Regions from separate parts of the Homo sapiens genome. Here all the other regions are linked to region 5. Evidence: chromatin contacts called from ENCODE Hi-C or POLR2A ChIA-PET data. All regions are on one chromosome and are shown on one strand. Each heading gives the region's core, a stretch centred on a gene start or an enhancer-like site at or near the end of the contact. The rest is flanking DNA. Distances are from core to core; before and after follow the strand shown.

Evidence for each region. A loop is a pair of places that touch in the nucleus more often than their neighbours do. ChIA-PET counts read pairs that join two places held with the same protein, here RNA polymerase II (POLR2A). Pooled maps may share reads with other maps.
Region 1: a map with no recorded cell type shows a loop between it and region 5 (12-fold over the local background). The contact joins the promoter of MIR3681HG here to the enhancer-like site in region 5. A Hi-C loop is called at or near these places in 6 of 37 single-sample maps with no recorded cell type and 7 of 50 pooled maps. POLR2A ChIA-PET finds 5 or more read pairs at or near these places in 1 of 52 experiments (A673).
Region 2: a loop to region 5 is called in a map with no recorded cell type, with 8 times the contacts of the local background. The contact joins two enhancer-like sites. A Hi-C loop is called at or near these places in 1 of 37 single-sample maps with no recorded cell type and 5 of 50 pooled maps. POLR2A ChIA-PET finds 5 or more read pairs at or near these places in 3 of 52 experiments (CD4-positive, alpha-beta T cell, GM12878 and WTC11).
Region 3: a loop to region 5 is called in a pooled map, with 5 times the contacts of the local background. The contact joins two enhancer-like sites. A Hi-C loop is called at or near these places in 8 of 37 single-sample maps with no recorded cell type and 6 of 50 pooled maps. POLR2A ChIA-PET finds 5 or more read pairs at or near these places in 1 of 52 experiments (GM12878).
Region 4: a pooled map shows a loop between it and region 5 (4-fold over the local background). The contact joins two enhancer-like sites. A Hi-C loop is called at or near these places in 4 of 50 pooled maps. POLR2A ChIA-PET finds 5 or more read pairs at or near these places in 2 of 52 experiments (activated CD4-positive, alpha-beta T cell and naive thymus-derived CD8-positive, alpha-beta T cell).

The regions. Positions count from the first base shown.
Region 1 is chr2:12,005,006-12,009,151 of GRCh38, forward strand. It overlaps MIR3681HG (MIR3681 host gene), which reads left to right and starts at 2,111. Exons shown (of 6, transcript NR_110196.1): 1 at 2,111-2,222; 2 at 2,742-2,838. RefSeq lists enhancers at 1,340-1,389, 1,898-2,192, 3,624-3,673.
Region 2 is chr2:11,944,015-11,948,309 of GRCh38, forward strand. No RefSeq gene overlaps it. Among named protein-coding and RNA genes, the nearest start is that of MIR3681HG, 61 kb to the right of the region's middle. Within about 2 kb of position 1,642, at least 5 of the 41 ENCODE cell types and tissues checked have a DNase peak (open chromatin) inside an H3K27ac peak, as active enhancers do.
Region 3 is chr2:12,031,436-12,035,678 of GRCh38, forward strand. The region is part of intron 2 of MIR3681HG (MIR3681 host gene); the gene reads left to right. Among named protein-coding and RNA genes, the nearest start is that of MIR3681HG, 26 kb to the left of the region's middle. RefSeq lists an enhancer at 3,180-3,229. Within about 2 kb of position 1,661, at least 4 of the 41 ENCODE cell types and tissues checked have a DNase peak (open chromatin) inside an H3K27ac peak, as active enhancers do.
Region 4 is chr2:12,854,876-12,859,094 of GRCh38, forward strand. No RefSeq gene overlaps it. Among named protein-coding and RNA genes, the nearest start is that of MIR3125, 120 kb to the left of the region's middle. RefSeq lists a cis regulatory region at 2,130-2,293. Within about 2 kb of position 2,561, at least 6 of the 41 ENCODE cell types and tissues checked have a DNase peak (open chromatin) inside an H3K27ac peak, as active enhancers do.
Region 5 is chr2:12,428,233-12,432,731 of GRCh38, forward strand. All of the region lies in intron 4 of MIR3681HG (MIR3681 host gene), which reads left to right. Among named protein-coding and RNA genes, the nearest start is that of MIR3681, 230 kb to the left of the region's middle. Within about 2 kb of position 2,644, at least 7 of the 41 ENCODE cell types and tissues checked have a DNase peak (open chromatin) inside an H3K27ac peak, as active enhancers do.

The DNA.
Region 1 (4,146 bases), core at 861-3,360, 420 kb before region 5:
CCTGGGACCTGGGCTGGGAAGGGATGCCCAGGTGAGTCTGGACCTGGGGAGCAATAATTGCAAATGATTCTGTCCACGTAATTTTCCGTCCATTGTCCCAGAATGCTCCATGTCTTTTGTATGTTACAATCTAGGTTTCTCGGTGGTGGTAGACGTGATGGTAGTGCTATTAGTGGTAACGATATTGACAATAATAAAACACTTTTAAAGTGCTTATGAATATTTCTGGTACTATTCTGAATACTAAATGATAATGTATTTTGTCCTCACAATGCCCTTGTGAATGAGGAACTAATATTTTCCTGATTTTACAGGTTAGAAAATGAAGGGACAGAGAGGTTTCCTTTTTTTTTGACTAATTTCCTTAGAAAGGAAGTATATTACTTTGCTAGGGCTGCCATAACAAAATACCACTGACTGGGCGGCTGCAACAACAGAAATTTATTTTCTTGCAGAAAGGCGGCTGACAGTCCAAGATCAAGGTGCCAGCAGGGCTGGTTTTTCCTGAGACCTACTTCCTTGGTTTGTAGATGGCCATCTTATTGCTGTGTCTTCACATGGTCTTGTCTCAGAGGCATGCATGTCTCCAGCCAAATGTCCTCTTCTTGTAAGGACACCAGCCCTATTGGACTAGGACCCCACACTTATAACCTTAACTAAGCCTGTAAAGGCTCTGTCTTCAAATACAGTCACATTAGGGGCTAGAACTTTGACATGTGAATTTCATATCATAAATACAGAGAAGTGCAATTTGGTGGTAATAGCTAAGATGAATAGGAATTCTGATATGATTTTGAGACACATTCTCACTTAAAGTCTCAGCATATAAATAAAGTTTAATCACCTTGAAGATCAGACAGCTTCTTAAATATAATGATCCATTCTCAATTACCTATTAGTGGGAGGCCACGATAATAGAGAACTGAATTCCAAATATAATTAAAAATATTCGTGTCACTGCTTAGATGCCATCTCTTTCTTTACCAAACTTAAAAAAAGAAAAGTCTCTCCCCTAGAGCTCTTAAACCACATGATTCAGCTACTAACCGAAGCTCACCCTTTTGGATTTCCCCTGCTGTACTGTGGTCGAGGTGCTAATTAGCAGGGAAAGTGCCAAATGGCAGGCAGCCAGAGGAAAAGCAGAGAAGCTGAAAGACCTGCACAAACTGCAGGTTTGTGAGTTGCAAAATTGAGATATGCCTCTAATGAGTTATGTATTAAAGCCCCTCTGCCCCATGACAGCAACGTCACCCTGGCAGAGACCTCCAGTTTCCTTACCTGGTAAACGGGGATTATAATAATACCACATTCCCAGGCTTGCAGGGTATTAGACCAAATCAGCTAAGAGCAGCAGACTAAGAAACTGGTCTTTATTGAGCATATATTTTATGTCAGACACTTGGCAACATGATTCATTTAATTCTCACATTGATTCTATAAGGTAGGCATGGCTAGCTCCATTTTGTGGATGGGTAAACTGAGGCTGGAGAAACTTGCCAAGTGTCACATACCAATTACACTTGAACCTCACTCCAAAGGCTTTGCTCCTTCTACTGACCCGTGTTGCAGAAATGCCTGGCCTTTTGTGAGCACTCGGTAAATGTCTGTCATTGTTGGAGAGAAAAGGAAAAAAATTATCTCCTTGCTATGAATTTAAACAATATATTTTAAAGCTGCTGGGAGCCTTTTTGTCCTGGTTTTCTGCATCTGATTTACCTGTCCCATTTTAACCATTCATGTGAACATTGTTATGTAACTAGCACATGCTTTTACTGTGTATAACTTAGTGTTACATAAATCTAAAGGCTGCTGACTGCTAGCAATCTTTTAAATGTAATGAGCTGAAAGATTTGCTTTGAGCCTTGGGGCAGGATAGCTTTGGCTTAACCATTTGCTGAGTTCAGCTTTTAGGAGGATAAGTTTACTGCATCCCTTCAATAATCCAACTGAAGCCTGGATTCCAAGCAACTGTAGATGAGATTTAAGTCTCCAAGAATGTTAGAAACTTAAATAAAACAAGGCTTAAGCAGAAAGTCCTCACAATGGTGTCCACATTCCATCAGGATGACGTAATCGAAGGTTGGAACCAGGCGGCCTCTGCCTTTGTGTTCCGGGACCCCTCACTCAGTGCAGAGGGAAATTGACACAGCCATGATGAGGCCTGGCTCACAAGAGCCATAGTTACTGTAGGAGTTTCTGTGGCTAAATATGCTTAGCTATTGGTGGGTTTCTCAGCTATGACAATGGTCTCCGTAAAAACACAGAACAAAAATTTTTGGTTAATTGAGGTCAAATTTTGTGTTAAAGGAGGGTTAATTTCCCTCCCCTCTAAGAGAAGAGTCTCTATGTGTTTAAAAACATGTTAACATTTAGTCTTGTCTGTTTTGTTGATCAGTTGAAGTCAGAGCAATAAAATCCCAGGGGTGGAAAGGGTGCAAAGGGCCATTGGGTTCATTTCCCTCATTTGGAAGCCAAACACATGCAGGTGATGATCACACTGTCCTTGAGCTGGGTGCAGAGATCAGCTCTGCCACATGCTGTTTGTTAATTTAATAAGATGAAGTGTGGGACCCAGGCTGAGTTCCTCAACACATTTTTTCATCTGTAAAATGGGGATTATAAAAAATAATAGTACCTACCTTAAAGGGCTAGGCACAGAGCCGTAGATGAGTTAACATGTGTTTTGAACAGATCTGGGTATACTGTGGTGTGAAACATTTGCAATTCTTCTTATATTACAGAGGCAAGGACATGTGCTGGATGTGTATGCAGTCTTTGAAGCTGGAGAGGCCTGTGTTGGAAACTGTGCTCTGTCCCATGCCAGTTCCCTGACCTTGGGTAAGTCACATAAAGTGTGAGTCTTTTATTTTTTTCTAGAGTGGAAATGGGGCTATGAATTCCTAACACTGGTAGGATTATAAGGAAAAGGACAAGATTAAAGTAAACAATACATTATAAGCATGGTGGCTAGCACATGGCTAGTCTTCTCAATGAATATTTTTTAGAAAATATAAAAAGGATGAATATCGGATATCTTAGTAACTCCTTTAGCTTTAAGCACACATCTCTACACACAGCCACATACAAACGTATTGGCTACACATTGGACTCCTTTTTTTTTTTTTTTTTTGAGACAGGGTCTTGCTCTGTTGCTGAGGCTGGAATGCAATGGCACAAACATGGCTCGCTGCAGCCATGACCTCCCGGGCTCCTGATTCTCCCACTTCAGTCTCCTGAGTAGCTGTGATGACAGGTGCATGCCACCACACCTGGCTAGTTTTTTAATTTTTTGTAGAGATAGGGTCTTGCCATGTTGCCCAGGCTGCACATTTAACTACTTTTACTTTTTCCTTCTTAACTTCTTGACATATGGTAGAGAACACAACCTAAAGTCACCAAATAGGTGAAAAATCTAGATTTCCTTTTTTTTTTTTAAATTTTGTTTTTGACCCATTTCCTTAGAAAGGAAGTATATTCGTTTGTTAGGGTGGCCATAACAAAATACTATAGACGGGGTGGATTCAACAACAGAAATTTATTTTTGGCTAAAAATCCAAGATCGAGGATTGCATCTTTCCAATTTCTGGCAGGGCTGGTTCCTGCTTGGTTTGTAGACAGCCATCTTATTGCTGTGTCTTCCCATGGTCTTGTCTTTGTGGGCATGCATGTCTGTACCCAAATCTCTTCTTATAAGGACATCAGTCCTAGCAGACTAGGACCCCACACTAATAACCTTCATTAACTCTGTGAAGGCCCTGTCTCCAAACACAGTCACATTGGGGGTTAAGGCTTTGACATATGAATTTTGGGGACATAATTCATTTCATAAAAGAAAGATATCACTTTCTGCTTCCTCATTCATGTTGACTCATTCAGAGAAAATTTGTGGTATATTTACCATCTGCAAGCCACAGAAAGGCCTCAGAAGAAACCGGCCGTGCTGACACTTTGATGGTGGACTTGTAGCCTCCAGAATTGTAAGAAAATACATTTTCTTTTGGTTTAATCCAACCAGTCTATGGTGCTTGTGGCAACACTAGAAAACGAATATACTCCTCTATCTGGATAATAAACACTATACTTAAAACATTTGAATATCTGCTGTGTTCCAAGCGGTTGATATTTTGAATATTTTTATAATATTTC
Region 2 (4,295 bases), core at 392-2,891, 490 kb before region 5:
AAAATATGAAAGTTGGCCAGGTGTGGTGGTGCACACCTATAATCCTAGCTACTGTAGTGGCTGAGGCATAAGAATCGCTTGAACCCAGGAGGCAGAGGTTGCAGTGAGCCAGGGTTGCACCACTGCACTGTAGCCTGGGCGACAGAGTAAGACACCGTCTCAAAAAAAAAAAAAAAAAGTAGCATAAGATGGAGGTACAGGGATGTGTGACCCTTTGTTACTGAAACACGAGGGGTTCAGTGTAGGTCCTGTTGCTCACTACACAGAAAGTCAATCACTGAGGCAATGAGTATTACCAGGGAAGAAAGTTTTAATCGGGTGTTTCAGCCAAGGAGATGGGAAATCGGTCTCAAATGTGTCTCCCCAACAACTAAAATTAGGGGTTTATATAGTGGAGAAAGAAATGTAACCGTGTGTGAGAGGTAAGGAAGAGGAGCTGGTCAACAGGCAGTGGGTGGTTGATTAGGCAGTTATGACAGGTGAGGGGTCTGGCATCTCATTGTCCAGATACTGTGATCTAGTGAGTTTCAGTTCCTTGATACTATTTGGCAGGACTGATGGTTGATTTCCTGAAAAAGGAACTCCGATAAAACAAAAGTAAACTTCTGAAGTTTTAAGACTGGAAGGTTCAATTTCTGTGTTTATTCAAAAGAAACCATACATCAATTCTATGGGACAATTGGGCCAGTTTCACCTCCTTTTTATTTCTTCACCTCGACTGACATGGAGTCTGAAGCTAAGCAGGGGATCAGTATGCACATGGACTGCTGAGAGGCTGCTCTTTCTCATGTTTAGTGTTGGTCACTGAATTCTGCCTCTGGTCCTTGGCTGTCTGGAGGAGCAACTGAACATGGACAAAAGGTAAAAAACTCATTAAAGAGGTGACAGATGTCACTCAGAGGAAATGAATACACCTTGAAGGGGGTATGTTTTAATCAGAGACAAAGAAGCTCTCCAGCAGTTCTAGAAAATGATAGCCAAGATTTGTTGATTATCATATGCCAGGCACTGTGCTAAACACCTCACATACATTATCTTTTTTTAATGTCAAAACAAACTTGTGAGGTGTTACTATTATTTTCATTTTACAAATGTGACACCAAGATTTAGGTAGATTGAGTTACTTGTTGAGAGTTGAACCCAGCTGTCTGATGACAAAGTCTATTATTATTTTCAGAAGTCTCTAAAATATCAGTCCTTCAAAACTCCATCTGGTCAATGGATCAATTGGGTTAGTGGTTTTTAAACTTTTGACCTTAGTCCACAGTAACAAATACATTTTCTTTCATGACCATGACTCATGACTCAGGACACACACACACTCTTATAACCTCTTTTTTTTTTTTTTTAAGAGAAGGTCTTGGTCTGTCACCCAGGCTGGAGTGCAATGGCATGATCTCAGCTCACTTCAACCTCTGCTTCCCAGGCTCAAGCAATCCTCCCACCTGAGCCTCCTGAGTAGCTGGGACTACAAGTATATGCCACTATGCCCAGCTCATTTTTGTACTTTTTGTAGAGATGGGGTTTCATCATGTTGCCCAGGCTGGTCTTGAACTACTGGGCTCAAGTGATCCACCTGCGTTGGCCTCCTCAAATGCTGGGATTACAGGTTTGAGCCATCGTACCCAGCCTGTACACTCATATTTACATGCCCGCATATGAAAAGTAAAACTGAAACAAAAGTTTCACAACTCAATAGTTGCACTTCCTATACGTTTTCTATTAAATTTTCATTTTATTGCAAAGAAAAGGCTTATTATAACCACCAAATTTGTACGTGGTAATTTGCACTTTGAAAGTCTTAGAATATTTTTAATCCTTTTTCAAATTATTGGATCCTTATGTTTCTGTATTTCTTGGAAATCCTTTTAGGCTTATCCCACCCACTAGTCATTCCAGGAAATACCTTCTCATCATATATATAGACATTTAGTATGACATGGTCATAAGATCTTAGAGTATTGTTTTGTAGAAATTGCTAAAAAGGTATTTTGTAAAGTGGATTTTTTTGTGTGTTTTGTAACAGGAGAATTTGCTTTTATTTATCTTATTACCAAAAGAAATTGTATTATACTGATCATTTCCATATGTATTTTTAAAGTTGCTTGGCTGGGTTGAATCTTTATTCTTTAAGTTACAAGGACATTGTATTCAAATAAAAGGAACAATCATAATATTATTAATTAGAGCAGTAAGGCTTTGGTTTCCATGCAAATAAGCATAATTGAAATAGAACTGAGTTTTTTTTAAAGTGGATTTTGAAACTGGTGGAAAAACTTGGAAAACAAATATCTCAAAGCTAAAGCAAATGCAATCTGTATATGTAAATGAGATTGATTAATTTTAGCAGGCAAATGAGAAAATCAATGATTTTCAAAATCGAGTAATTTGGTAACCATTAGTTTCATTAGTCTTTCTGTTTCAAACTTAATTATTTAAATATAGAACTAGATTGAAGTATAATTTATGGAGAAATCATCCTTAAATTAATTACATGCAAGCTTTCCCCTATAAATGGAAGAATTGAAGGTGAAATTATAAATGCTTATTGCAGAGCATGGAATCCTTTGGTCGTGGCTTGTTCGGGTTTGACTTGGGAGATGATGTGGAAATGGGAGTACACTAACTTTGACTCAAAGCAAGATCTGAATCTCAGCTTTGACTCTAACTGTGAGCTTTTAGGCAACTTTCTTAACTTCTAAAGGGCTTCACATTTCTTAACTATTATATTAGAGAATTATATCTATGTTGCAGAGCAATTGTACAGACTAAATAAGGAAATGTATGTGAAAATCTTAGCCTAGCGTCAGGCACACAGATAAGGCTTTTATTAGGAATGGTGTCCCCAAACCCCTCACCTTCCTGGGTGGATGGAGGAAGGCTTGGGTTCAGGAAATTCTGTGTTTCTGGGACTGCTTAGGGGAGAGTGCATGGTCTGCTGGCATTTCCCCATTAGTTAGCAGTATTCTTATCTATGACATTCTGTGGATCTCTCACAGCATCACTTCCATCAGGAAACCAAGATGGGCTTTAGCAGGTAGGTCCTTCGAATTGTTGAAAAGGCCAGAACAGCAGATGAGGTAGGGAGAAACTCATACATTTGGTTTTGTTTTTATTTCCCCATTGCAATGATTGGTTTTCCTAATATTTTTCATTTCCTCATCTCGCCAAATTGTCTCATTATGACAATCATGATAACCAATACTCATATGACACCTACTCAATGATTTTGTGGGATAACTAGGGTAGGTATTAGTCTGTTCTCATGCTGCTGTAAGGATATACCCGAGACTGGGTAATTTATAAAGGAAAGAGGATTAATTGACTCAGGTCCACAGGGCCCGGGAGGCCTCAGGAAACTTACAATTTTGGTGGAAAAGGAAGCAAATATGTCCTTCTTCACAAGATGGCAGGAGAGAAGAATGAGAGCTGAGAGAAGGAGGAAGCCCCTTCTAAAACCATCAGATCTCATGAGAGCTTACTATCATGAGAATCACATGGGAGAAACCACCCCCATGATTCGATGACCTCCCACTAGGTCCCTCCCACCACACATGGGGATTATGGGAACTACAATTCAAGATGAAATTTGAGTGGGGACACAGTCAAACCATATCAGGTATTATTATGGACATTATATAGATGAGGAAATAGAAGCTCGGAGAGGTTACATGGACTGCCCAAGACCATGCAGCTAGAAAGAGATTGAGATTCATACCCATCTGGAGTTTCCAAGTTTGTTTTATATATATACTATATATACTTAAATTACATTTAATTTTTAAAATTAACACATAATAATTGTACATATTCATGGGGTACATAGTGATATTGTGATACATATATAGTGTATAGTGATCAGATCTGGGTCATTAGTATATTCATCATTTAAAGAATTTGTCATTTCTTTGTTCATTCCATATCCTCCTTCAATACTCAATATCCTCCTGGCTATTTAAACTATTTAATATATTATTAACTATGCTCATCCTGCTGTGGTACAGAACACTAGAACTTATTCCTCCTATCTAGCTGTAATTTTGTGTCTTTTAACAAATCTTGTCCTATCCTCTCCCTCCTCCACCCTTTTCAGCCTTTCATATCCTGTTTTACTATTTGCCTCTATGACATAAACTTTTTTTTCTTTCTTCTTCTTCTTCTTTTTTTTTTTCCCGAAGTTTCGCTCTTGTCGCCCTGGCTGGAGGGCAATGGAGTAATCTTGGCTCACTGCAACCTCCGCCTTCTGGGTTCAAGTGATTCTCCTTCCTTAGACTCCCAAGTAGCTGGGATTGCAG
Region 3 (4,243 bases), core at 411-2,910, 400 kb before region 5:
CTCTTCGTGTCTATGAATTTGGCGGCTCTAGGTACCTCACGTAAGTGCAATCATGCCATATTTGTCCTTCTGGGACTGGTTTACTCCACTTAAGATAATGTCCTCAAGGTTCATCTGTATTGTGGTGTGTCAGAATTTCTTTCCCTTTGGAGACTGAATAATATTCCACTGATGTATGTGGCACATTTTGTTTCTCTGTTGATCCACCGATGAACACTTGGGTTGCTTCCACCTGTTGGCTATCGTGAATAATTCCGCCGTGCATATGAATGCATAAGTGTCTGTGTGAGACCCTGCTTTCAGTTCTTTTGGAAATATGCCCAGAAGTGGAATTTCTGGATCATGTGGAAATTCTGTATTTAATCTTTTGAGGAACCGCCATACTGCTTTCCACAATGGCTGCACCGTTTAACTCTCCTACCAGCAATGCACAAGAGTCCCAGCTTCTCCACATCCTTGCCAATGGTTATTTTATGTATGTGTCTGTGTGTGTGTGTGCGTTTTCTGATAGTGACCATTCACATGAGTGCAAGGTGATATCTCATTGTGGTTTTTATTTGCATTTTTATCTGCTCATTCTTACAGCAAACATTCACTGCCAGCACACAGGTGCCAAGACCTGGGACACGCACTAGTGCCCAGAGGGGCCCTGCTGTCATCGCCCTCAGAGTGGGGTGGGGGTACTGATAACCAAATGCAAGCTGGCATTACCCCTCCTGGCAGGCAGTGAGGGGTAGCCTGCACGTGGCACTGTGGGGACCCTGGGGTGGTGTGATGCTGGCTTGCTTGGTCATCTCCAGGACTTCCTAGTAGGCTAGAGACAGTGAGTTCCAAACACTTAGGAAAAAATTATAGAATAACACTTAACAAAAAATTATAGAATAACACATAACAGTGAGAAATTTCTACTCGTTTACTTATTGTTCTCCCTGCAAGCTGGGAAAAGACAAGCATTCTTTGATTTTGCTGTTAGAACGTGGGGTTCCTTGGAACAAGTTCCAAGCACCACAGGCTTAAATGAAACATGTATTTCCACAGAGATGAAAGAAAAGGGAGGGTAAGATATCTCCTATGCAATTGCTTTGTATGCAGCCCAGGCTGTGAGGAGGAACAGTTTAGGCAACAGCAACACCACCCCCTGGCATTTGCAGAGGGCATTTAACTCTTCAAAGCACTGCCTCATAACCAAAGGAGGTGGCGTCCATGCGGAGAAAAGGTTATCACTTTTTTTTTTCTTGGCCTATAATTACTCATGTGCTTCATGCACCTGGTGGAAATTATATTTAACAGTACATGCAAATGCTTATTTCCTGAATGAATTTACATTTTCTTAGCTACTTTCTACTGTTCCCTTAATGTGGGCTTTATTAACCAGTTTTTATGCATTTTTGTTGATGTTAGCTTCTTGGCTAGTAACATTCTCATTTGGAGCTATCTTGGAGGTAGGACATAAAATGTATATGTGTTTATAAGTATAACATTCTTGAAAAATCAGTTATTAAAAAACAAAACAAAAAAGATTTTATAGCCAGAGTAGTGGAAGTCTAAGCTTCCACTACTTTCTTTTTAATGTCATTGGTTGATAGGTATTATACAAGTAATTGCTACCTTTAAAAAATTGATGAGGTTTAGTGTTTACTCCTGCTGAGTGAATTTTTTTCAGGATACCAAGCATTCTTTCTGTACTCTGAGTCATAGGTCAAAAAGTGGCTCTTAGATTCATGTATTTACTCTTTCTGAAAGCTTCTGCCTCCATTGTGGCATTGTAAAAGTGTCCTGGCTTTTTTAGGGGGAAAGGGAATGGGTGTGATGCTTTCTTTCTGGAAGCTTCTGCCTCCATTGTGGCATTGTAAAAGTGTCCTCGTTTTTTTAGGGGGAAAGGGAATGGGGTGTGATGCCTTATAGGTGAAAAGATTTCTCTTATTCCGTCAAGACACAGGAGGTCTCAGAATGGTGCGAGTTTTGGCAGCCTGACTGGTTTCTTCAGGCCATGGGAGGAAGATAGAGCAGCAATGTTCAGGGACCTGATGTGCTCAGAGAGGCTCCCAGAGCACTGCGTCCACTGCAGGATCTTTTTGGTTTTTGATTCATTCAAGAAATATGAATTTATTATCTCTATTACGGGTTGACTTCTGTCCCAACAAAAGTATGCTGGAGTCCTAGCCCCAGGTGCCTGTGAATGTGACCTGATTTAGAAATTGGGTCTTTGCAAGTATAATGAAATTAAGATGATGTCATATGAAATCAGGATGAGCCCTAATTCCATATGACCGCTGCCCCTCTAAGAAGAAGAGGAAAGACATAAACCCAGACTCAGAGAGGACATCACGTGAAGATGGAGGGAGAGGTGGGAGTGACGTGTCCATGAGCTAAGGAGCATCAGGGACTTGTGGTAAATCCCCAGAAGCCAGGAGAGAGGCAGGACGTGGATTCTCCCTCAAAGCCCGCAGTAGTAACCAAGCCTAAGACACCTGGGTTTTAGGCTTCTAACTTCCAGGACTGAGAGAGAATAAATGTCTGCTGTGTATTGCCATCAGGTCTATGGTGATTTGCTATGGTAGCCCCAGGAAACTCAGACAATGTCCAATATCCCAGATGCCACTTGGCACTGAGAAGCGTTAGGTAAAGGGGACAGTGTCTTTGCCCTGAAGAGGTAACACCAATGGAGGAACACACCCATGGAATGGGGGCAGTGGGTCCCATGTGGAGGATGGTAGGCTTTGGAGTCAGACCGAAGCAACTTCCAGTTGGGAGCTGATTTTCTTAAACTTTTTGGAGTTTGGGGTTTTTCCTTTTTACAGTGCAGGGCACCAGTGTCCTTCTCATGGGATTCCTGGTGGAAGGGTGAACACAGGTGTGGAGCTGAATGAGTTTGACCAGGGCCCAGCCTGCCGAAGGCCCCCAGCTAACACTTGCTATGGAAGGCCTGGACACACCGTCCTCACTCAGGTCATCCATTTAGAGTCAGTCTCTGCTCTTTCAAATTCACTTTGGTAGTTTTTGTCCTTGCATGGTGTTTATTTAAGGAACCATTCGGTTGGTTGAAACCTCACAGCATTTAGGTTTTGGCTCAATGCATTGGAACAATCTAGAAGGTATTTATAGCTAAAAACGTTTGTGCACCCCAAACCACATTATTTTACATCTCCTAACACTTGAACGAGCTCTGGTTTGGTTTGGATCTTTAAACCTTCTTGTGGTGTGGAGGAGAGTGAATTTTCCAACATCCCTCTCTCATCTCTGTAAATATCTTGGTCCCACCCCATCCAGTCGTCCCAAGCTGCGGTCTTCATCAGGTGACGCACAGGCAGCCCGATTATAATAACGTGGGCAGATGCTGTGTGAGGAGCCTTGATGGCCATTATTGGCAGATATTGGGCAAGACACTTTAATAGCTCACAACCTGCCTTTGTCTGGACTCACTTCAAGTCCTTTAACAGACACCTTCTATGGACAAAAATTGGTTTTCATTTTTGGGTCTTGGCAAGACAGAAACACAGAAAAACACATTTCTTCTGTTTCTTCTATACACCTGTGTAGGAACAAGCCAGGATTTATGAAGTTTGTCCTTTTTGAAAAACTCATTTTATTCCTAGCCAATATCATGACCTTAATGTGCATTCCAGCAATATCTCCAAAGGCAGCAGAGGGAGTGGGCCACGGAGGCATCAGTGCTGCCTCGTCGGGGACTGAAATCAGGCCGGAGCAGACAGTGGAGAAGGAAATATTTGGAGAAATAAGAACTGTGTTTTTATTCTTTTGTTGCCAGAAAGCCAAAACCGAAGCTGGAATTTTGTGGTTCCAGCACTTTTTGTGCCTCCCAGTCATTTTTCACAGATGGTTCTGGTTTAAGGAGAAGGCACTTTATCCACCAGAGGGAACGAGGCCCAGCGAATGTGCCCAAGCTGCCCATTCTCGTGCCTTGGTTTACTCTGCAGCTGGAGAAGATGAGAGCTCAGAGAAGATGGCTCAAAAGCCACCAATTAGGATGCAAAAAGGGAGCGATAAAATTACTCTGCAACAATGAAACTTGAACTTTCCTTTACATGATGTCACCTTGGGAGCACCAACTGCAGAGTCAGTCACGTGCTTCCTGGAGCCCACCTCCTACAAAGCTGAAGCTCACGTTTGGGCAGTTCTCAGTTTGCTTCTTTCTTTTCATTTGCTTCTGAGCAGCTTGGTGCCTTGCCATGCATCAAGACTTTAAGATAAAAGGGGCATAGCAAAGGTGGAGGTGGCATCA
Region 4 (4,219 bases), core at 1,311-3,810, 430 kb after region 5:
TAACTGAAGGAAACTGGAAAAGACAGTTATTTTTTTCTCTTTTGAGAAAGTAGTAAGACACATTTTTAAATGAGAGGAAACAAGAGATTACAGGGTTTAATGCTTCCCAAGCAAAGAAAACTCTATGGGTTTCTTTATAAGGAGAAAGAAATAAGAAAAAGAGATAAAACAAAAGAGAAAAACTATATATGTGCACATTAATCATCATCACATTTGTTCTCCTTAAGATCAGTTTTTTAATAAGCTATCTGTACTGGTAGATTACATAGGGAAAGAAAAATCCGCATGCAAAATCAGTGAGAAATGATGAAAGAACATTGACCATCACACTGGCCTGAAACGTAAGATCCTCTCCTTTGGTGCTGGACTAACTGTGAAGGAGTTGGTTACTAAAAGAAAGAAAAATTCTAATGGATATTGTTGTGAAAAGCAAAGTTATATTAAGATACTCTGATGATATAACAATGAAGCCTTAGTGAGAATCCTGTGAGTTCCTGGATATAGGGCTAATCGTCCCATTTTTTACCCACTGTAATCCATTTTTACTGATGGGTTCATTTTTATTCTCTTGCTAAATTGCTTGATGAATATTTTAAATATCCTGCCTGGGTATCTTGGTTTTAAAGCTTATTTTATGTCAAGGTACAATTTCTCAAGTTACTTGGGATTTGGGCCCCTTCTTACTTTCCCTTGTCACATCTTTTTTAGCCCCAAGGGTTTTGACATTAAAGTGACATCTAACACTCAGCAAATTAGGGTTGTCTAGTTTCACTATTAATGTTGCCTACCTCTTATGCTTCTCAAGATAACACACACACACACACACACACACACACACACATTCATGAATCAGATAATAAAGGATGCAAGTAGAGACAAGGCTCACCATTTGACCCCTACTTCTTTGAAGTAGTTAGAACATTTTACTTGCAAGTGACAGAAACCCAGTTCAAGCTGCCAAACCAAAACCAAACTGAAAAAAAAAAAAATAGACTTTTGAACTACCAAGGTAGGCAAGACTGCATACAGATCAGGTTCTTCCCTGTGGCAACGCCATCTCCATAGGGGCTATTTGGAAACACATGAGGGTGCTTTATCACAACTGGGTGGGGGGTGGCGTTCAGGGCATCTGCCAAGGATGTGCAGGTGGGGCAGTGGGCAAAACATCCCACCCAAGGAGGATTTTTAAAAAATTTACCCAGAATGACAGTAGCTCTCCCTTTGAGAAATCTGAAGCAGGTGATGAAAGCATTTCACCAAGAATCTCTCTTGGTTCTGCTTTGCTTATGTGATGATGGCTGTATTCTCAGGTGGGGTTACTGCAGGTATTGGCAAAATAGCCACCTACAGCCTCAGGCTACCCTTTTAGCGATGTCCACAGAGCAACAGTTCTTCCTTCCCATTTGCTTTAGTAGGGAATCCTGATTCCATTGAGTAGGATTGGTCCTACTTGAGTAATTTATAAACCTGGAGAGTGGAGGGATTCAGTGCTGTGGCTGGCCGGACTTGGGACACACATCTTTCTGTAGAGACCGGGGGTAGGGGTCAGGCTAACCCAACACACAAGCCTGAGAGGGATGGAAGAAGTTCCCAGAGAGATGAAGGGATGTTAGCAGAGAGGGGAACAGACAGCAGATGGGCAAATACAAAACATGTCCATTGTCTGTATGGTCTAATTTCCTGAACATCTCTTCAGTCACCCCACATTTCAGGATTCCCTAATATACCAGACCCATATACCTCAAGTTTTTGTACTAGATTGTTCTCTTGTCCTCAGATGCCTTTCCTCATCTCTTTTTGTTTGTCAAACTTCTACTTATGCCTCAGGACTGAAATATCACCTCTTCTGTGGAGCTTCCTTTTTAGCTGTCCCTACTAAACTCGTACCTCCCTCCTCTGTGCACGCATAGCATTTTGTCCATGAAAAGAAGGAATTGAATTAATTAGCAAGGATAAGGAGCTGAACAATCCACATCCTTTTTGGAAATGGAAAGCAGATGATGCTGTATTAGATAAGATCAAACAACATCAAATAAACAAATGTTTATTGAGTGTGTACCATGCACAAGGCTTTCCAAGCAGAACCTTGCTGATTGTGTGTGTGTGTGTGTGTGTGTGTGCACGTGTGCTTGCAGATGCTTAGAATCACAGGCTTTTATGATCTGGGTTTCTTAAACCTTATCTGGTTCAACCACTTCCTTATTCAGATCAGGTAACTGAGGCTGAAGTGGGTTTCTTTCTAGCTCTAAAAAGTATATGATCTGAGTCACTAAAAGGAAGGAAAGGTTGGCCCAATTCTAGGCCAAAAAACCACAGCTATGTAGCTTAAACTTCCTGTTTTAAATGCCATGCCAGGATAAAATTCTTGTCTACAGGGTAACAACCACTCCAGAGAGAGAATCAAAATTAACACCAACCTCTTTCTTTCCCCTGCCTCTTTCTCTCTCTCAATTTCTCTCTCTTTCTCTCTCGCTTCTCTTTCTCCCTTTATTTCTCTGTTGCCTCTCTTAAGGAGACATAGGAAACTAAGAGGACTGAGTGGCAGGGCCAAGGCATTGGGAGCACGATTCATACTTTTTTTTCTATCTTGCTGATGTGTTTATAGAAGTACACTATTTATGACTCAGTACATAGTGAAGAGACATAACAAATTTTTCTGGGAATTCAAAATATGCAAACAGAATATGTATCAAATGCATGAGAATTATGGGGACATATGTTTTAAAACAAAGGGATAAAGGTGCCTACTCTTTGTGACAAAGTCCCTTCCATGTTTATGACAATGTCTGCATAGCCATTCTCTTTTGAAGAAGCCAGAATTGGCTAGAAATAGAATTGCATGAACCCTGTCATATTCAAAATGGAAAGTAGATATTTATTTGCATTCCTGCCAGGGATACTCAGGCACAAACATATAGAAATATTTCCATAAAATATGGTTTAAAAAAAATGCCAAGGCCCATCCTTCCCACTGCCATTGCCCCTGTTGCCTGCAATCCCAACTCTGCATTCGGGCTCTCTCCAGGTTTTGCCCCACTAATCACTCTTCCACCTGCTTCCTGGTGCCTTTAGATCTTTTTTTCAACATATTATACCCAGGTTCAAAAATGGCCTTATAAAACGTCATCCTGCCTCCCCAGCCTAGCATCAGGGCCTTCTTCCTTGACTCAGACCATCCATAAACTGTTCAAGCATGTTTGATGTATATGTAGCATGTGTCTGGCACTGCTCCAGGGATCAGGTCACTAAACTGAACAAGAATGGGCATATATTCCAGTGGAAGTACCTAACAATAAACAAGTAAATAGGCAAGTGAAGAAAATGAAATTAGGTAATGTGATAAGAAGTGGCCAGGGGCAGTGTAACAACCTGAGGATATCTGGCAAAGGTCACTCTCAGGAAGTGATATTGAGACCTGACTAATAGAAAGGAGGTAATTTCTGGGGACATCTGAGGATGATCTCTCCAAGCAGAAGGAGAAGCAAAGACAAATTTCCAGAGTTGTGGAAGAATTAAATATGTTTGAAGAATAAAAATGTAAAACAAGGTGATATGGTGGAGGGCAGTTAGTAAGCTAAAGAGGTGAGCAAGAAGTCTAATCATGACATGTCTTAAAACCACAGAAAAAGGAAGTGTTGGTTTTATTGGAGGACCATAGAAAGTTATGATCCACTTTTCAATCTGGGAGGAACATGATTGCCATTTTTAAAGAGTTTACTTTGGCCTTTCTGTGGACAATAAACTGAACGATATCCTCACCCTCATATATTCACACCATGGTGTAATCCTCTCTCCTTGAGAGTTGACTGGACCTACTGACTCACTTCTAATTAACTGAAAACAGCAAATAAATGAGATATCTCTTCTGATATTAGGTTGTGAAAAGACTTTGGCTTTCATCTCTCTCTTTCTCTTATTCTCTCTTTTCCTCTCCTGGTCCTTCTCTTCCTTTGCTCTGTCATACATGCACATATGGCAGGTTTCATGTTGTGAGCTGCCCTATGGAAAGGCTTACCTAACAAAGAAAAAAATGTCCCTTCCTAACAGCAGTCTACAATCACTGCCCACAGCCATGTGAGTGAGCCTGGAAGTTTTATTAGTTGGCTGGGGCTGCCATAACAAAATACCACACACTGAATAGCTTAAACAACAGAAATTTATTTTCTCTGGAGACTAGAAATCCAAGGTCAAGGTGTTGCCAGGGTTGGTTTCTCCTGGG
Region 5 (4,499 bases), core at 1,394-3,893:
CAACTTCTAAACAGGTGGGCCCCTCTTTTGCTCTTCTCCTGCATGTACACTGGGTAGATTCAAAGGTGTCCCTCATTTTTTCCATCTTCCATGAGGGATGTCCTAATCACCCCCTTTCCACAGGATCATTCTCTCTTCCATCCTGGCCTGCAGGGAGCAATTTGCACACCCTCCCCAGTGACTTCCCCATCCTCCAGCCCCATCCTGGTGAGGCCCTGGAGTTCTCACATTCCTTCCCACTGGGCCTCACATGCTCCCCTTCCTGCAGCTCTTTCCAGGCACCCCCGCCCTCACAGATGTTTACATGTTCAGGCTCCTTTCTGCCACAGGGTAGCCTTGGCCTCTTTCAGGAGATTGCTCCATATAATTGTTTCTAGCGCACAGCTGGGGACAGGCCCAGCCTTTCTCCCAACCTTCCCCCTCGCCCCCCGACGGCTTCTGAGAGCTGGATGTACCAAGAAGCCCACTGGCTGGCTCAGACCCACCCTCATGACTGAGCCAGTCCTGACCCAGTTCGAAAATATATCAGGCCCATGATAGCACTCAATTCTAACTTTCCATGTGATTTAGACAAATCACCAGACTTCTCTGTGTGCTTCCTTATACTTCAAGTACCAATTCCAATACTTGCTTTATAGCAGAGGGAGGCAGTGAGCATCAAAATAGGTTTTAAAAACAACAGTGATAACAACAGCAGCAAAACATTAGGCACAGGCACATTGTTTTTACTGATGAACTATGGGCTGCCTGTCACACATTGGCAATGGGGAGCTGAATGCTAACCAACCATCCCTGCCCCCAAGGAGTTCATAGCCTCAGGAAAAAAGAATAACAAAAACCAGCCACGTGAACAATGAGCTCTGCAAAAAGTCTATATGTTTATAATACTTGCAACTAAAAGTCATTTCATTCCACAGCCTCTTTTGAATTTATTTTTATAACAACCCTGCTGGGTACATGCTATGAATATTCCTCTTCCAACAGAGGAAACTAAGTCCTAGCAAAATGGAATCATGAATAAGAGCAGAGTCAGGATTTGAACGGAGGGGATTTTGCTGTTGCTTTTTGTTTGTTTTTGTTTTGTTTTGTTCCTAAAGCCTTTCATTGCTTTTGATCACTTTTCAGCCCAGAGTCACAGATGGCTGTGCTTTTCCATCCGGGCCACTTAATCTGATGGTAATGCACCATTTCTAAGAAGAGTTCTCTACTATTTCCCATGATATTTCCTTCCAAGTTGTTGACACCATTCTGCAGATTTTGATGCTGGTGGTAAATTCTCTAATGAAGACTATTTGCTTCATTGATGTCAAATTACTGCCTTACTGCTCTTATTTTTTGCCTTTTTGTGCACACAAATAGATTTTTGTTTTAATATGGAATCATAAAATCATCTCTTCAAATATATTTTAAACGCAGTTAAACTCAGTATGTGTAATACTAATCATATAACCTAATGAACTAAAGTGGTGATAATGTGTACAACTCTGAGCCCACATGTGACCCCAGTAGCAACTACATCGCAATTGCCACCACCTGGCTAGCAGCAATTTTAAGATGCATTCTGATACAAAAGATGCTAAAATCTGAAAAGTACATGATTTAGAATACACAAAACACAGTATAGTTTTTTCTTTTCCTTTTAGTAAGAACTCTGGATTTTTTTTTTTGGCTAGCCTGTAAGATCCTTTGAAAAACTGGGTCTCACATATGCATACTTGGCATCTAGGATGCAAAAGAAAAATACGGGAAGCGGGAAGCTACAGTGTGCCAGAAATAGGTTATCCATTGCCACATGTGTTGTTTAGTTGGCTTATTACAATAGCCCAAGGGTAGCCTGCACTTTCCCCACTTTACAGAGTGTTTTTTAAAAGTATACTGGGTACACCTTACATAGCTTAAGACACATAAGAGGCATTCAATAAATGTGTGCTGGTGAAATGAAAGAATATGTAGAGATTAAATAACTTGGTCATGTTCAGGCAGTTAGTTGACATTGAATCAGAAAATTGACTCTTGACTGGTCTGACTCAAAGGCCCATTCTTTGGCAATTGCTAGTCTGGCTCCAAGCGGGTGACTACGAGGTCTGGCAACTAATGGGAGACAAAAATATTTACTGTGTCAGTTAGAAGGAAGAAGGAAGGAAGGAAGAAAGAGAAGAAGAAAGGAAAAAGGAAGGAGAAGAAGGAGGAAGGAGGAAAGGGAGGAAGAAAGGAAGGAGGAGAGGGAGGGAAGGACAGAAGGAAGATCGAAGGAAGAGGTGAAAAAAAGAAAAAAGAAAGGATGAGAGAAAGATAATAAGAAGCAAGAAAAAACAGAAGTAAAAACTGAGAAAAGGGAAGGGAAAAGGGAACGAAAAGACAGGCAAAATGGAAAAAGAGGAAAATGAAAGAAAAGGAAGAAAGCAGGGAAGAAAGCTGTCAGTAATGGCTAAACATTAAGAAACTGGATTAGAAAGATAGTGTTTTTGCAAAGCCAATGTTGGCTTTCCTCCAGATTTCACTAGTTTTACAGTTATTCTAGAAAGTTCTCTAAACATCAAATTTTGAAGGAAGGAACCAACACTGCAACTGCTACTTGTTTTCAGGTTCTTGACCAACAGAGGCTTAATGAGTAATGTATTTGCTCAAAGTGAACTGAGGAAAGCAGTACTTAAGAACGCCTCTCACTGGTCAGCTAAGTGAGACAGTAAACCACCCAGGACGTTATATATCCTGTGCATATGTTTAAACCGGTGACTTGGGAAGAAACTGAAAGTTACTTTGTATAGTGAAACTTCCAGGCATAGTTTACTCAGTCTACTCAATACTGAGATCTAAGCCTAACTCCACAGCACCCGTGGGAGTGCTCTTTAAAGAGGAAGATGAGCTTTGAGCACTTTTTTTTTTTTTTTTTTTTTTTGAGACAGAGTCTCGCTTTCGCCCAGGCTGGAGTGCTGTGGCACTATCTCGGCTCACTGCAAGCTCCGCCTCCCAGGTTCATGCCATTCTCCTGCATCAGCCTCCCGAGTAGCTGGGACTACAGGCACCCGCCACCATGCCTGGCTAATTTTTTTTTTTTTTTTTTTGTATTTTTTACTAGAGACGGGGTTTCACCATGTTAGCCAGGATGGTCTCGATCTCCTGACTTTGTGATCCGCCCCCCTCAGCCTCCCAAAGTGCTGGGATTACAGGGGTGAGCCACTGCACCCGGCCAACTTTGGGCATTTTAACCACAGTTCAGCATAATGAGAGAGATGGTGGCTGTTATCATAGGCAGAGATTTTCTTTCTCCTTCATTTCCATTACTCAATTAATTCTTGCTTTTGTTCTGTGTTTGTTAAAGTTGCCATTAAGGTCAGAAAAATTCTTTATATAGAAAACAAAACAACAACAAACACCAGTGTGGTACTGGAGGAGTACTGGAATAGGAGCCAGGAGGTCTTGGTTCTAATCTTGCCTTTGCTACAGGTTTGCCACCTGACCTTGGACAAACTGCTTTATCCCTCTGGGTCTCCTCACAATCAAAATCCATGAATATTTAAGCTGTGACACATTTGGAGACGCACTGCTGAACACATAATATTATTATGCAGCCCAGTGTCTCAGAGTTGCCATCCATAGTCAAGGAGAGCTTTCTATACTTTCAGAAATAGCATCTCGTTTTTAGATAAGAAGTTTTAATTGAACTATAAAGGAGTAATATGCATTTCTTTTCTTTCTCCATTTTTCCTTTTTTCTGAGGCAGGGTCTCGCTCTGTCACCCAGGCTGGAGTGCAGTGACAGGATCACAACTTACTGCAGCCTCGATTTCCTAGGCTCAAGTGATCCTGCAACCTCAGACTCCCAAGTGGCTGGGACTACAGGTGCGCACCACCACTCCCAGCATTTTTTTTTTTTTTGGTAGAGATAGGGTCTCACTATTTTGCCAGGCTGGTCTAGACCACCTAGGCTCAATCAGGTATCCTGCCTTGACCTCCCAAAGTACTGGGATTACAGGTATGAGCCAGGGTGCCCAGTAGTAACACCCATTTCTGATAGAAACTTTGGAAAATATGGACAAAAGCAGGAGAGAAGGAAAAGGTAATCCTGTCATGCAGAGGTAACCATGATTGTTTTGATGTACTTTTGATAGTATTTTAAATATATACATTTATAAGCATATTGGGGAACATATTATATTGAGATTTTTAAAGTTTTTAAAAATTATTTATTACTGTAAACAATCTCCTATGCAATTAGTCTTCAAAAAATGATTTTTAGTGACTGACCACATAGGACTCCATCAAATGGATTAAGTGTAATTAATTTGAACATTTTTCTATTCTTGGTCTTTTCAGTTATTTGGGTTACTTTTGCTATTATAAAAATGCTGTGGTGACTACATATTTGGAAATATGAACGTATTCATGCCTTTTCAAATAACAAATTGGAAGGATAAGAATTACTGGGTTAAAAAACTAGGCCAATTTTAAATTGTCCTGCAGAAAAGTTGCAGCAATTTATCTCACCAGAATGTTCTG